Regions from separate parts of the Homo sapiens genome. Here region 2 is linked to region 1. A link is an interaction called in ENCODE POLR2A ChIA-PET data of the cell type or tissue named here. Cell type or tissue: PC-9. All regions are shown on one strand. Links, peaks and the distances in the headings refer to the core of each region. The heading gives the core; the rest is flanking DNA.

Region 1 (6,457 bases), core at 1,484-3,983:
TGAAGTCGCACCATTGCACTCCAACCTGGGTGAGAGTGAGACTCCACCTCAAAAAAAAAAAAAAAAAGTTCATAAGCTAATTAAGACCATTTCAACTGGCTGTGTGCACCTGTGCTCAGGCGATTCTGCAATCCTGGCCAGCGTCTGCCATTCAACCACTAACAAAATATCTCAGGTCTTTCTGGGTGCACTTAGCCAGTGGTTTACAGACTTGAGTGGGCAGCAGAGTTACCCAGAGAGCTCATGAAAACCCAGATTGCTGAGCTGTACCCCCAGAGTTTCTGATTCAGTTGGTCTGACATGGGACATGAGAATGTGTTTCTAACAGGTTCTCAGGTGAAGCTGATATACTGGTCTGGAGCCACACTGAAGAACCATTGTACGAGGGCAAAAACCTTAGAGGGCCTCGTGACCAGTGAAGAGGCTGAAGAAAAACCCAAGGTCCTCCACTGGCTGCTGGTAAATGTTTGTTTTATATCAGCAATAGAAATAAACCACTTACATTTGTTTTGAAACTCCTTGAGCTATTAAGACACTTCTTAATATTCCTGTCCAGCAAAAGTCATTGTCTACTAGGAAGAAGTCTATCTTCTTAGGCATGACCAGTTTTTCCAGGGGACATTTTGCTCAGAGAGAAACAAGAAGTGGTTTACATCCAAAAAATCTGGTCCTCAAAATAAACGAATTGAGCAGTAACTCTGTAACTATAGAGAAAGTTATCAAATATATTATGGGGACTGTAATGGCTGCCATTAGAACTGCCTGGTCAGTGGAACTTGAATATAATGAGAGATGTCTAATGTGATTATTACTAACTCTATGAGATGGATTCTAATTTATTCTCATTTTGCCGGTGAAGAAATGAAGGCTCAAAAAGATATAAGTAACTTTGACCAAGGTCACAGAACCAGCAAGTGACAAAGGTATGTAAAGCTGAAGCAGTGGTCTAGGGGAATAGCGGTGGATAAGGCCTCCCTAGAGGGCTGAAGTGAGGATTCCATGAGAGGAGGGATTTGCTTTTCCTCAAAACCACCTCCCTGCACTTCCTGGAGTTGAAGTAGGGAAAGTCCCCTGGGGTGAAGGAGCCCAGGGACCCTTCCTCTCCCGAGCAGCTCAGCGCAGGGGAGTCCTGGCTCAGTTCCACTGAGAAACAGGGAGGGCAATTTCCTCTGATCCTGCTGTGGCCATGAAAATACAAATTCTATACATTCTAATGAAAGAGAAGTCCCTTCGGTCTTCTGGAATCCCCTTAGATTGGCTGCTTCCCCTTGCTTGCCTGCTTTCTTCTTGAGATGATCTCACTCTGTCACCCAGGCTGGACTGCAATGATGTAAACATGGCTCACTGCAGCCTTGACCTCTTGAGATCAAGCGATCCTCCCACCTTAGCCTCTGGTGTAGTTGGGACTATAGGTGTGGACCACCATGCCCAGCTCATTTTTTGAATGTTTGTAGAGATGGGCAAGAAAGTGAGATCCCACTTTCTTGTCCAGGCTGGTCTCAAACTCCTGGGCTCAAACTATCCTCCTGTATCAGACTCCCAAAGTGCTAGGATTATAGGTGTGAGCTGCCACACCTGGCCTCCTGTGCCTTATTTCTTAATGAACAAGAAAAACCCACAGGATTTTGCTACTGGTCAGGCTTTGGTCAGCAAAACAAAAGAACATGATATATGGTCCTCATAATCACAGTGATGCAGGTAGACAGTGTTGGCTCATGAGACCATTTTCTTTAGCCCTCTTAGCATAGGGAGGACGAAGTTACTTCGTTTGTCTTCAGTTTCCTTGTCTGCAAAACGGGGATAATTGAGTACCCTCTCCTAGGTTATTATAAGGAGTCAATGAGTCAGTGTATTAGTTGGTTGGTATGAGTTGGGTCAAGCCAGCATCATCATCTGGGGACCTGCAGGAAATGCACATTCTTGGGCCCCATCCAGATCCACTGACTCAAACTGAGTATTTAACAAGACCTCCAGGTGGTTCTGATGTTTCCTCAAGTTTGACAAACACTGCATTTGAAAGTAAGCTCCATGAGGACAAGGATTTTTGTTGGTTTAATCCCTGCTGAACCCCCAGTGCCAAAACAATGCCTGGCATATTACAGGTACACTATCCAACAAATATTTGTTAAATGACTGAACGTGTCCAGATGAAACAGGAGAGGAAGAAAAACAGACTCAGAGAGCCTGGTATTTCTACTATATTTGCACAGCTCCTTGACTAGCTGTGCCTCTCACTAATTTGTAGTAAATTCTACGAGTTGGAGACTCTATTGTGTATCACCATTGCACTCCCAGCAATTAGCCCACCTCACCACAATAGGCTCTTGATAACATCCTACTAAAGGCCTCAAGGTCTCCCGGCTTCAAATCTAGGTCCGCACCACCACTGTCGACAGGTGTCACCAGGTCTGTCCCTCCACCTTCCTAAAAGAGCTCTAGAGAACATCAAACCCCCAGTCATAATGCGATTTATCTATTTAACTATTTCCCAGTCTCCATCCCCCGCGTGCACACCCCATTGCAGCAGGGACTTTGCTCTGATCCTCCGCTCTGGCAACAGAGTCTGAGCACAGTAGGCACTCCATAAATACCTGCTGAGTGAATGGCCAACCCCCCGCTGGGTGGGACGTGATAAATGCCAATGCCCTTCCTGCAACACCACCATGCTCAAATCAGCAGGTCCTCAAACAGCTCTCAAACAGCGCAAAAGGGAAGACTGAGTGAGGGGACATGATATCAAAGCAGTTACAAATGAGTTCCAGAGACCTCCAGTTCCTGCATCAGCCTTTTTAGCTCTGCCATGACAACTGCAATTCATTACCCTGATTCACACACAGCCCTGGTGCCAGCTCACTGGCAAGAGTCGCTTCACTCCAGAAATTCCAAAGAAGGGCTTGCCCCTGATAAGACTGGGGGAGGAGGGGAGTTTACTGATTCATATAATGAGTGCTGCCAAGGTGGTTTGCGAGCTCTAATGTCAGTGTGGCTCAGGTGAGCCATGGCCCGCCAGGAAGAGACCTGAGTTGGCAAGGAAGAAACAGGGGTTTTAGTTCCTCTACCGTTACCAATGCACAGGAGGGTAGGTTGGCCTAACTGGAAAGGGCTCCCATATGAAGGCATGATAGGCGCTAAGACTTTCTATGTTGGATGTCATATCCTCACCATGACTCTCAGGGGTAGGTAGGTTCTATTCTTATCCTTGTTTTATAGCTGAGAAGGAACTGGTTCAAGGTCACTTACTTTTTTTTTTTTTTTTTGAGACGAAGTTTTGCTCTTGTTGCCCAGGCTGGAGTGCAATAGCACAATCTCGACTCACTGCAACCTCCGTCTCCCAGGTTCAAGCGACTCTCCTGCCTCAGCCTCCCGAGTAGCTGGGATTACAGGCGCCTGCTACCACGCCTGGCTAATTTTTTTGTATATTTAGTAGAGATGGTGTTTCACCATGTTGACCAGGGTGGTCTTGAACTTCTGACCTCAGGTGATCCACCCACCTTGGCCTCCCAAAGTGCTGGAATTACAGGTGTCAGCCACTGCACCCAGTCCCACTTACTATTTTAAAGTGACAAAGCCAGACTTGACTCAGTGTCCTCTAATGATCTTTATGGAGAGCTTATCTACTACAGGGAATCGTGAATCGTGTGGTATGCAATCCCATGTTTGGGTGGAACAACAAACACATACACATTTTTTTCCATAGTGGAAAAATGAGCTTGTCACTTGACTTGTCTCTCGGCCTCAGTTTCCTCATTTGCAAAATGCCATAAAAATATGATGAGCAATAGTGTTTGGCACGTGACAGACAATGGATAAGGATCTTTAAAGACAATCATGATTATTTATCACCATTATCACCAGGTGCCAGTTATTGTTCTCACTGTTAGTGATACAAAGACAAACAATGCACTTAGAAGAAATTCCTGGAATACAGTGAAATGCTCACAGCCCGACTCTCCAAGAAAAGCCACGACAGATGTAGGACTGGAAGGCTGTCCCAGGGTCATCTCATCCTAGCAGCCACCTGATGCCTGCATCTTGACATTTTATCCTTCCAAGTCTGTTACCCGTCAGTGGATCCCAGGGGCTACCCCAGGGACGAATCCAACAAGTAACCACCACTGGGCGGGGAGGAAGCCAGTGTGGGGGTTGCTACCAAAACAGGCCTGGGCAACAGCAGGCAGCCGACTGGGGAAAGTCAGCAGCTGCAGTTGGCCTGGTGTCCTCGCTGCCAGAGAGTGATGAATGGAGCAAGAGAAGAAAAAAAAAGCCAACAAAGGTGTCCCTAATCTTGATGCAGCTTCATTTTTTTTTTTTTTTCTGGCTGACCATTGAGTGAGAACTTAAGCCTCCGTCCCTTTTCTTTGGCAGACATTTGAAACTGAAAGATCTCATTTCTTCCCAACAGTGAGATGTCATGGGTAGAAGCATTGAGCAGGCAACTGGCAAGGGGTGGGGGGTGGGGAGAATGGGCATGTGACCCACCACACTTGTCCTTTTTCTTTCCCTCCTCCCCACTCTCTGCTCCACCCCCTCTTCCCCATCCTGCATCTTTAGAGAATATTCTCCGCACACAACAGTGAACGCCTGCCCCCTCCTCCCGCCACCCCATTATTATTTTTCTGCTCAGGAACTAAAGGCTAAATGGCCTGCTGGGGAAGGTCTAATAACAAAATGTCACTGTATCCAGTTTCTTAGTTTTCTCTTTCTTTATCTCACTCTGAAACGGATTCGAGGCAGCAGCAACTGAACCTTTGCTGTTCTACCTAAAGGTGTGCAGCCAGCTGGCCATCTCCATGCTGGGAGAGGCAAGACGGGAGTTTTTTGCCCAGATCTAGCCCTCAGCCCTGTCCAAGTGGAGGTGCTTCCCTTAGCAAATAGCGAGGAGCTGGTGATAGGGATGTCACCAGGCCACTTCTCCAAGTGAAGTGGATTCCTCTTATCCAGGGCCCCTTGCTGAACTGGAGGCTGCAGAGCCTCATCACCTAGCACCACATGTGGCTGGAGAGAGCTCCTGATACACGTCATGGACAGCCACCTGACATTAGGTCGGCATTCCCTGCAAGTGCCACTGAAGCCTGATCAAGGCTTCTGCCACTGAGGGAACCGTGCAGCAAGACGGTGGCCACCTTCGACTCACACTTATTCTAGCCCTGTTTCTCCTTACGTGCACCTGAACTTGGCGTGCCAACCTTCCAGGTAACTAAGGCAACCTGATTCTCTTCCCTTCAAAAGGGCAGTGTTCTTCTCACAGCAATCTGGGACCCCAGGGAATTGGAAAATTGGGTCAGTTTGGATAAGCCCTCTCCCCGGGAGGGGGAGGGATGGCGACAGAGAGGAACGGCCTTGGCTACTCATTCCCTGGCTGTTGGGAGCATTTACCCAAGCGACTTGGAAAGGACTGTGAACTCCTTGTACACACTGCATCCTTCAAAGAGTCCCTCTGCCTCCATCTCTCTCTCTTCTCCCATCCCCAAAGCTCTGGTTAGCCAGCTGCTCCCAGAAGGTGGAGTTTATGCCAAACAGTCTCCTAAGCTGCCATGAGGATCTCACTGGCTTCTCTGGTTAAGGCTCCTTAGCAAAGTCTCTCCCTGAGATCCACATCAGGTTCACCCATTTTAAGAATAAATGGTAACTCTCAAGCCCAGCTGTCAACAGGGCACTCTGGGGCCCTGAGATGGATTAATAAGCCAGGACAGAGCCAGACCAGGCTACAGCTAGTATGAGTGTAGATGCAAGAATCCAGCTAGGTGGGCTCCAGTCCTGGATGCAACACCTGTTGGTGATCTTGAGCAAGTTACTAAACCTTTTTTTTTGAGATGGCGTTTCGCCCTTGTTGCCCAGGCTAGAGTGCAGAGGCGCGATCTCAGCTCACTGCAACCTCCGCCTCCTGGGTTCAAGCGATTCTCCTGTCTCAGCCTCCTGAGTAGCTGGGATTACAGGTGCGTGCCACCACACCTGGCTAATATTTTGCATTTTTAGTAGAGACGTGGTTTCACCATGTTGGCCAGGCTGGTCTTGAACTCCTGACCTCAGGTGATCCACCCACCTCGACCTCCCAAAGTGCTGAAATTACAGGAGTGAGCCACTGCGCCCGGCCGGTTACTTAACCTTTCTAAATTTCAGTTCCCTCATCTGAAGTACTTACCCCATATGGCTGTTGAAAAGATAAAATGAGGTCACAAAATAGAATGCTTAGCTCAGTGGGCAGCAGAGAGTAAACACTCAATAGATGCTGGTATTGACTATTATTTTATTCTTCTCTGGGTTACCAAATCTCTTGCTTCTCCCTATTATCTATCCTAGTGTTTTTAAACCTCATTTCTTTCTTAATAATTGACATAGGATGTTCCCAGGCATGGTAGACTCCCATGGAATACGTAGATCTTAAACTCAAGCCTCAGAAAAAGATAAAAAGCCCTCTAATCACTTGTATGTAAGTATTATTATTATACATCTACAG
Region 2 (6,457 bases), core at 1,707-4,206, 63 kb before region 1:
CACCAGAGAGATCATTCTGGCTCATTCCTCCACCTGCACTGTGCCCAGAGAAGTCCCACCTACCAGAAGAGGTATGAATCTTATATAGACAGTTTGCAACCCAGAAAACCAAGAAGATACGTCCCCTTCCCAACAGCTCCCCTGTTTCTGCGTATAGATCATCACTTTTCAAAATTCCTCCTTGGAGATTAATTAAGTGATTTTAATCAGTGGTGCATCCAAGCTACAGAATCCTGTGTCTGGCATAATTGGTGCTCAATAAATATTTGTGCAATGGGTGAATAATGTAATGAATATGTAGGAACAACCAAAAAAGATGAAGTGTTCTGGCCAGGTGTGGTGGCTTACACCTGTAATCCCAGCTACTTGGGAGGCAGAGGCAGGAGAAGCACTTGAACCCGGGAGGTGGAGGTTGCGATGAGCCGAGATCGTGCCGTTGCACTCCAGCCTGGGTAACAAGAACAAAACTCCGTCTCAAAAAAAAAAAAAAAAAGATGAAGTGTTCTTTATTTTGCTAACATGAAAGATGCTCTCAATATACTCTGAGAAAAACAACACTGTTCAAAGATAAAAGCTACAGGATACTGTTACAGTATGACATTTTGCCTGAAGAGAGTGTGTGTGTGTGTGTTAGTAAAGAAACTGGAAAGACACAGATTGAAACGCTATCTGAATATAGGGATTTCAGTGTAATTTTATTTCTTCTCTTTCTTTTTTTTTATTAATTTATTTGTTGTGTTCATATATTAATCATAACTAAAATGTTGAATAAGGGCTAACTCTAGGCCTAGAAAGCAAGCTGTGTATGTGACATTCCCTTTCCAGGTAGCAGGTGCTCTTACTCTGTTTTGCAAATAAGAAAACATGCTCGGCATCACACAGTTAGTAAACACCACAGGTATAACCTGAAGTTCCACTGCCAGATTCCAAAACTCGAGCTCTGCTAATAAAAATTAACAAGACTGGGCCAGGCGCAGTGGCTCATGCCTGTAATCCCAGCACTTTGGGAGGCCGAGGCGGGCGGATCACGAGGTCAGGAGATCGAGACCACGGTGAAACCCCTTCTCTACTAAAAATACAAAAAATTAGCCGGGCGCAGTGGCGGGCGCCTGTAGTCCCAGCTACTCGGGAGGCTGAGGCAGGAGAATGGCGTGAACCCGGGAGGCGGAGCTTGCAGTGAGCCGAGATCCCGCCACTGCACTCCAGCCTGGGGGACAGAGCAAGACTCCGTCTCAAAATAAATAAGTAAATAAATAAAAAATAACAAGACGAAGGGTGAGTCTCAGAACAATCTGGAACACAGAGCAAGCTGTGCTAGAGATACAGAAGGTGAAATGAGACAAGAGGGACATCTGAAGCAGGCAAAAGGCATGGGGGCTTTAGCATATTTGGGACCTTCAGTTATCTATGTGTTGGTGCAAGGATATTCAATAGACCTGGGAAATCCATGGCTGCTTAATAAAGAGGCAATTAAGTGTTTCAAAGTCGGCTGGGTGCAGTGGCTCACACCTGTAATCTCAGCATTTGGGAGGCTGAGGCGGGTGGATCACCCGAGGTCAGGAGTTCAAGACCAGCCTGGCAAACATGGTGAAACTCCATCTCTATTAAAAATACAAAAATTAGCTGGGCATGGTGGCAGGCACTTGTAATCCCAGCTACTCGGGAGGCTGAGCCAGGAGAATCGCTTGAACCTGGGAGGCGGAGGCTGCAGTGAGCTGAGATCACACCACTGCACTCCAGAGCAAGATTCCATCTCAAAAAAAAAAAAAAAAAAAAAAAAAGTGTTTCAAAGTCATTAATACAAATGATTTACTGAGCTTGCTGGGTGTGAGGATGGAGATGGGGTTAGGAGGACGGGACTGAAACCCCGAAAATGTGTCACTATCTGGAAAACCATTAACTCCACTGATTGTTCCAGCCTTACACGTTGAGATGTCAGAGCCAAATACATTTATTCGCTCCAAGCATCAGTAATGTGACAGACATGTGGATACCCTACCAGGACACAATGCTGATTCCACTTGCAGTGAACACAGACACTGTGCCCAAGAGAAATAAAGCAGAGGGAGGCAAGAGGACCCAAAGCTAGAAGGAGAGGGCAAAGGAGAGAGAAACACTTTGGGTTTGATATTCTCATTCCCCTTTGATGCGATCACAGGGGAAATGCCAGAGGGCTGACTGACTGATATCCTGACTCCCAGAGCTCTTCCATGGGAAACAAGGAAGTGCCTATGGAAGGCTATGCAACTTACAAGAAATCTGGACAGCAAGATTCTCTCCGGAACAAATGCCAAGAGGGAGATGAATTATTCAGTGTGTAGAGATGTGTCATTCAGGATGAAGAGATGTGTTTTTGGCTGCACAAAGATTTAAACAGACACACTCACACATACATACATGCACACACTCACTCTTCCTGGCAGTTAAGGAGAGGAATTGTCCATTTAAACCAGCCACCCCCCGTCCCCCAGGAACTGTGGGTGCTCCACTGGCCTGAAATGTTTCACCTTGGGCAAGTGCTAAGGATGCAACCTGGGAAGAAATGTCCACTTTCAGATGTGGCCAGGACTTGGGGGCCTGCCTGGAACTCCCAGCCCCCACCCTCGGGTGAAGCAATTCACCACCATCCAGCCTGGTTCAGTCGGTCCCTGCTTCCAGCCTCCACAACTCGGGCTGCCGAAAACCCCAATTGTGAAATCAAATGACCCAGATGCTGGAGGGGCAAGAAGGGAGGGTGCCAGACAAGAACGAGTTCTGCCTCTTCTTAATTACAAATCTCTAAAGGAGCACAAACATTCCTGAATGTTTCTCAACAGGCCCTCCTGGAAAAACGGCCAGATGTGTCGCTGTGGAGACAGGTAGGTTCTGCCAGGAGCACCCTACAAACAGCACACAGGCACACCTGTCGGGGAGAGCCACCCCGGGGGCTGGAAGCCTCCCTTACCCTCCTCTCAGGGGCAACCACCAGTGGGTAACTGGTAGTTACTTTCCTACGGGCTGTGAGGACATGAGACCACGGTGGGCATTCGGCATTCTGACAATGTGCCTTTTCTAAGGAGGCAGCTCAGAGGAGGAGAGGAAAGCCTTCTGCCAAGTTTAATACTGGGTGGTGATTCTCTCGGGACTGAAGAATGCATACCCTATCTTTCATGTTCCTAGTGTTTCCCAAGCAAGTCCCAGCTTCCCACAGTAACCTCTTTATTACCGTCCAGCAGGATGCTGGCCTGCTCTCTCTGAGGGCTGGCTGGGCGGGATCACTTTCTAAAGGGCCCTCCAGACTCCAAGCCAAGAACTGTCCAAACTTTCAGCCGAACCTCTCCTCCCCAGCCCAGGCACAATGGCCAGGCTGGTTCTTCCCGCCCTGGGCTGTTTCACACGCATAGTTCCCATAGCTAAGGTTGCACAATTCCTGATAATGCTCCTTCACCTGGGGCTGCTGCAGAACACCATTTCTAAGCAGTCCCTTCACCTTTAGCTCCGGGGAGGCCAGAATGAACAGGAAGAAAGGCAACGTTTGAAGTCCTTCTTCCTTTAATTCAGTTTGGTTCAGACTCTTTTACTCATTGTCTAACAAATCTGGGCATGATAAAAATAACCATCTCTCAAGTTTGTTAGGAGAGCTGAGCACATGACACACAGCAGAGCCTTCGTTAACACCAGCTACAGAGGAAAGAGACAGATAGGGCCCTGCCCTTACAGTCTAGAGGGCGAGATGCACCCCAGCCAGAAGCAAATCAAGAGGGCCATTTCAGAGAGATCCATGCTATTCAGGTGAAGTGGAGGCGGAGGTCAGCTTTGGCGGCTCTGGGGCCTGGGTATGCACTTTGGATTATTCCTCTGACCACTGCCCTTGTGTTGAGCTGGAGGGTGACCCAGAGACACTCTCTGCCTCACCCTCCACTCTCATCCTTCCACCCTCATTTCAATCAATCCACCAAGCAACAAGCATTTATCAAGTGAGTATGGCACTCCAGGCCCATGCTAGGCACTACGAGGGCTCAGACGCTTGAAGAAGCCATGTTTCTGCTTCCAGGGGCAGAGGGTCTGGCCGGGGAACAAGACTCACACTCCAAACAGGCAGGGAGTCATCCCCACAACATTCCATGGGAGTGTATGTGGCTGTAACGCTACCCGCGGCCTGAGCCACAGGTAATTAGAGGATGCAGGGATATTTAATAAGGTGCTACGTCAGCAGTATAGACGCGAAAGGCCAACGGGCCATGGGCAGGGAGAGAATGCAGCAATGGGGTGTAGTCAGGGAGGGCTGGGGAGGGGAGGAGGAAAGAGCTGTGGTCAGCTCCATGGTTAAGGAGGAGGCAGGGTAGATGTTACCCACAAAGGCTCAGGAATGGGATGCGAGGCTGAAACCCAGGCTCCACCTCTTCCAGAACTGTAGGTGGGTTATGTAACCTGCTTGAGAGGAGTTTTCTTCTCTGTGAAACTTACACAGGAAGGCCCACTCTCATAAGGGTGTTGTGGGGATTAAATGAGATAACCTATACAGTATCTAGTGCCGGGACTGGCACAAGACAAGCCCTTGATAAATGTGGGTTGCAAACATAATCAGAGAGTTCTGCGCGTTGTGAAGAATCACATCACCCTTTATCTCAAATCCTTAACACGTGAGCTATCATCACCACCATCACCACACCCACCATTATCAGTCTTCACCCTAAGAGATACACGGTGGTGGTTAAAACTCACAAGTCTGGAGTCAGCCATCTGGGTCCCAATGCAGGCACTGTCACTCATTAGCTCTGTCCCCTTGGGCATGAACTCTAACCTGTGTGGCTTTGTTTCCTCATCCATAAGATGGGGGTGCTCAAAGTCACCGCTGCGTTAAAATGGGCTGTGCTGACCACATGGCATTCAGGGTTCAATCTACATTGGCTGTTAGGATGAGTTAGGTTTTATACCCCGATTTTCATGATGGGGAAACTGAAGCAAAATAATTGTCCTGGCTTGCACAGCTAATAAACCTTGCACTGTATTCTATCACCTCCCTTCCTGGAGGAGCTGGGACTGCTTAAACCATCTTTTTTTTTTTTTTTTTTTTTTTGAGACAGAGTCTGGCTCTGTCACCCAGGCTGGAGTACAGTGGCGTGATCTAAGCTCACTGCAATCTCTACCTCCCAGGGTTCAAGTGATTTTCCTGCCTCAGCCTCCTGAGTAGCTGGGACTACAGGTGCCCGCCACCATGCCGGGCTAATTTTTGTACTTTTAGTAGAGGCGGGATTTCCCCATGTTTGTCAGTCTGGTCTCAAACTCCTGACCTCAAGTGATCCTCCTGCCTCGGCCTCCCAAAATTCTGGGATTACAGGTGTGAGCCACCACACCTGGCTTCCTCTCTCTTTTTAGAAAGTTAAATGGGAGAAGGTAGGAGACAGTAGCTGAATTGGATTTGGTTCTCAAAATCTGCTCTCTGAAGGAGGAGGCATTTATACCTGGAATTCCCAAGTTCTTCTTCTCGTAAACACTTCCCTTCCTCTTGTTCTCTACCCTCCGAACACCTGTCTCAAAATTCTGGCTTTTCCACCCTTAGATCTCCTTGTTTCCCTACTCTGTTTGGGCTGGCTTACCCAGAAGTTTTCTTGGCCTAGTTATTCCCATCCTAAAATTCTTTTATAGAAAAAAGAAGAGGAGGGAGGGCTGGAGGGGAGATTCCAGACGGTTCCTCCACCCCAAACCCTCCCTACCTTCAGACTAGGCCCCCACAAACCAGTGGCTCACCTCCCCACTGCCAAATCTTGGATTCTGTCTTCCCTCTGCCCTGCTGGGTTGGTGAGATCACACACCTGTGCCCTTTGGGTCCATCCCCTTCCTTCACCTCCATCTTGAGTCTCTATGCTTATCTGTTCCCACTCACTGACATGGGGTGAATCCAGGCTGCTAATCCCCTCTGTGTGCTGCCTGTTGGGTTTAAGATTTCAGTTCTGAGAACCAAATCATGGATTAGAGTAGGTAAAGCCAACGGACAACCTGAGGGCCAAATTCAGCCTGAAGATATGTTTGTTGATCTACTACAGTGCTATATTTTAAAAACGGACTTAGCACACCTTTGGGGACAGGCACTGTCTGGATGCACTTTGTCCCCATTGCTTTCTAATGTGTCACTCCTGCCTCTTGGTTAAGAGCAGAGGGCTCTGGAGCCAGACTCACTGGCTTTGAATCCAGGCTCTGTCATTTTCTAGCTGTGTGACCTTGGACAAGATATGTAAACTCTATGTGGCTCAGTTGTCACATTTGCAAAACAGGAAAAATAAGAACACATATACTGAGCACTCACTATGCACCAGCAACTGTTCCAAGCAGTTAATGTATTTATATATTTACTCAGCTGGCCTTCACAACAGCCCTTTCAGGCAGGTACCATTCAGACCTGCCCCACAGTGCTCCTTGAAGCTTACATGAGATAATGCATGAAACAGCACATGAGTACACAGTGAGTGCTTGATAA

The links. ChIA-PET counts read pairs that join two places held together with the same protein. Peaks named below come from ENCODE experiments on the same cell type or tissue, not always from the same donor. Only the 100,000 strongest peaks of a DNase experiment are listed, where the experiment ranks them.
Region 2: POLR2A ChIA-PET joins it to region 1 with 11 read pairs; 9 of 35 experiments call an interaction of 5 or more read pairs at or near these places.

What each region holds. Positions count from the first base shown.
Region 1 is chr5:168,298,439-168,304,895 of GRCh38, reverse strand. The region is part of intron 1 of WWC1 (WW and C2 domain containing 1); the gene reads right to left. Among named protein-coding and RNA genes, the nearest start is that of WWC1, 10 kb to the right of the region's middle. In PC-9, for the core only: no CTCF peak of the experiment used is centred there; DNase peaks (open chromatin) are centred at 2,905 and 3,935; H3K27ac peaks cover 2,337 bases.
Region 2 is chr5:168,362,127-168,368,583 of GRCh38, reverse strand. The region is part of intron 1 of WWC1 (WW and C2 domain containing 1); the gene reads right to left. Among named protein-coding and RNA genes, the nearest start is that of WWC1, 74 kb to the right of the region's middle. RefSeq lists an enhancer at 2,932-3,465. In PC-9, for the core only: a CTCF peak has its summit at 2,852; DNase peaks (open chromatin) are centred at 2,233, 2,803 and 3,393; H3K4me3 peaks cover 1,922 bases; H3K27ac peaks cover 2,500 bases.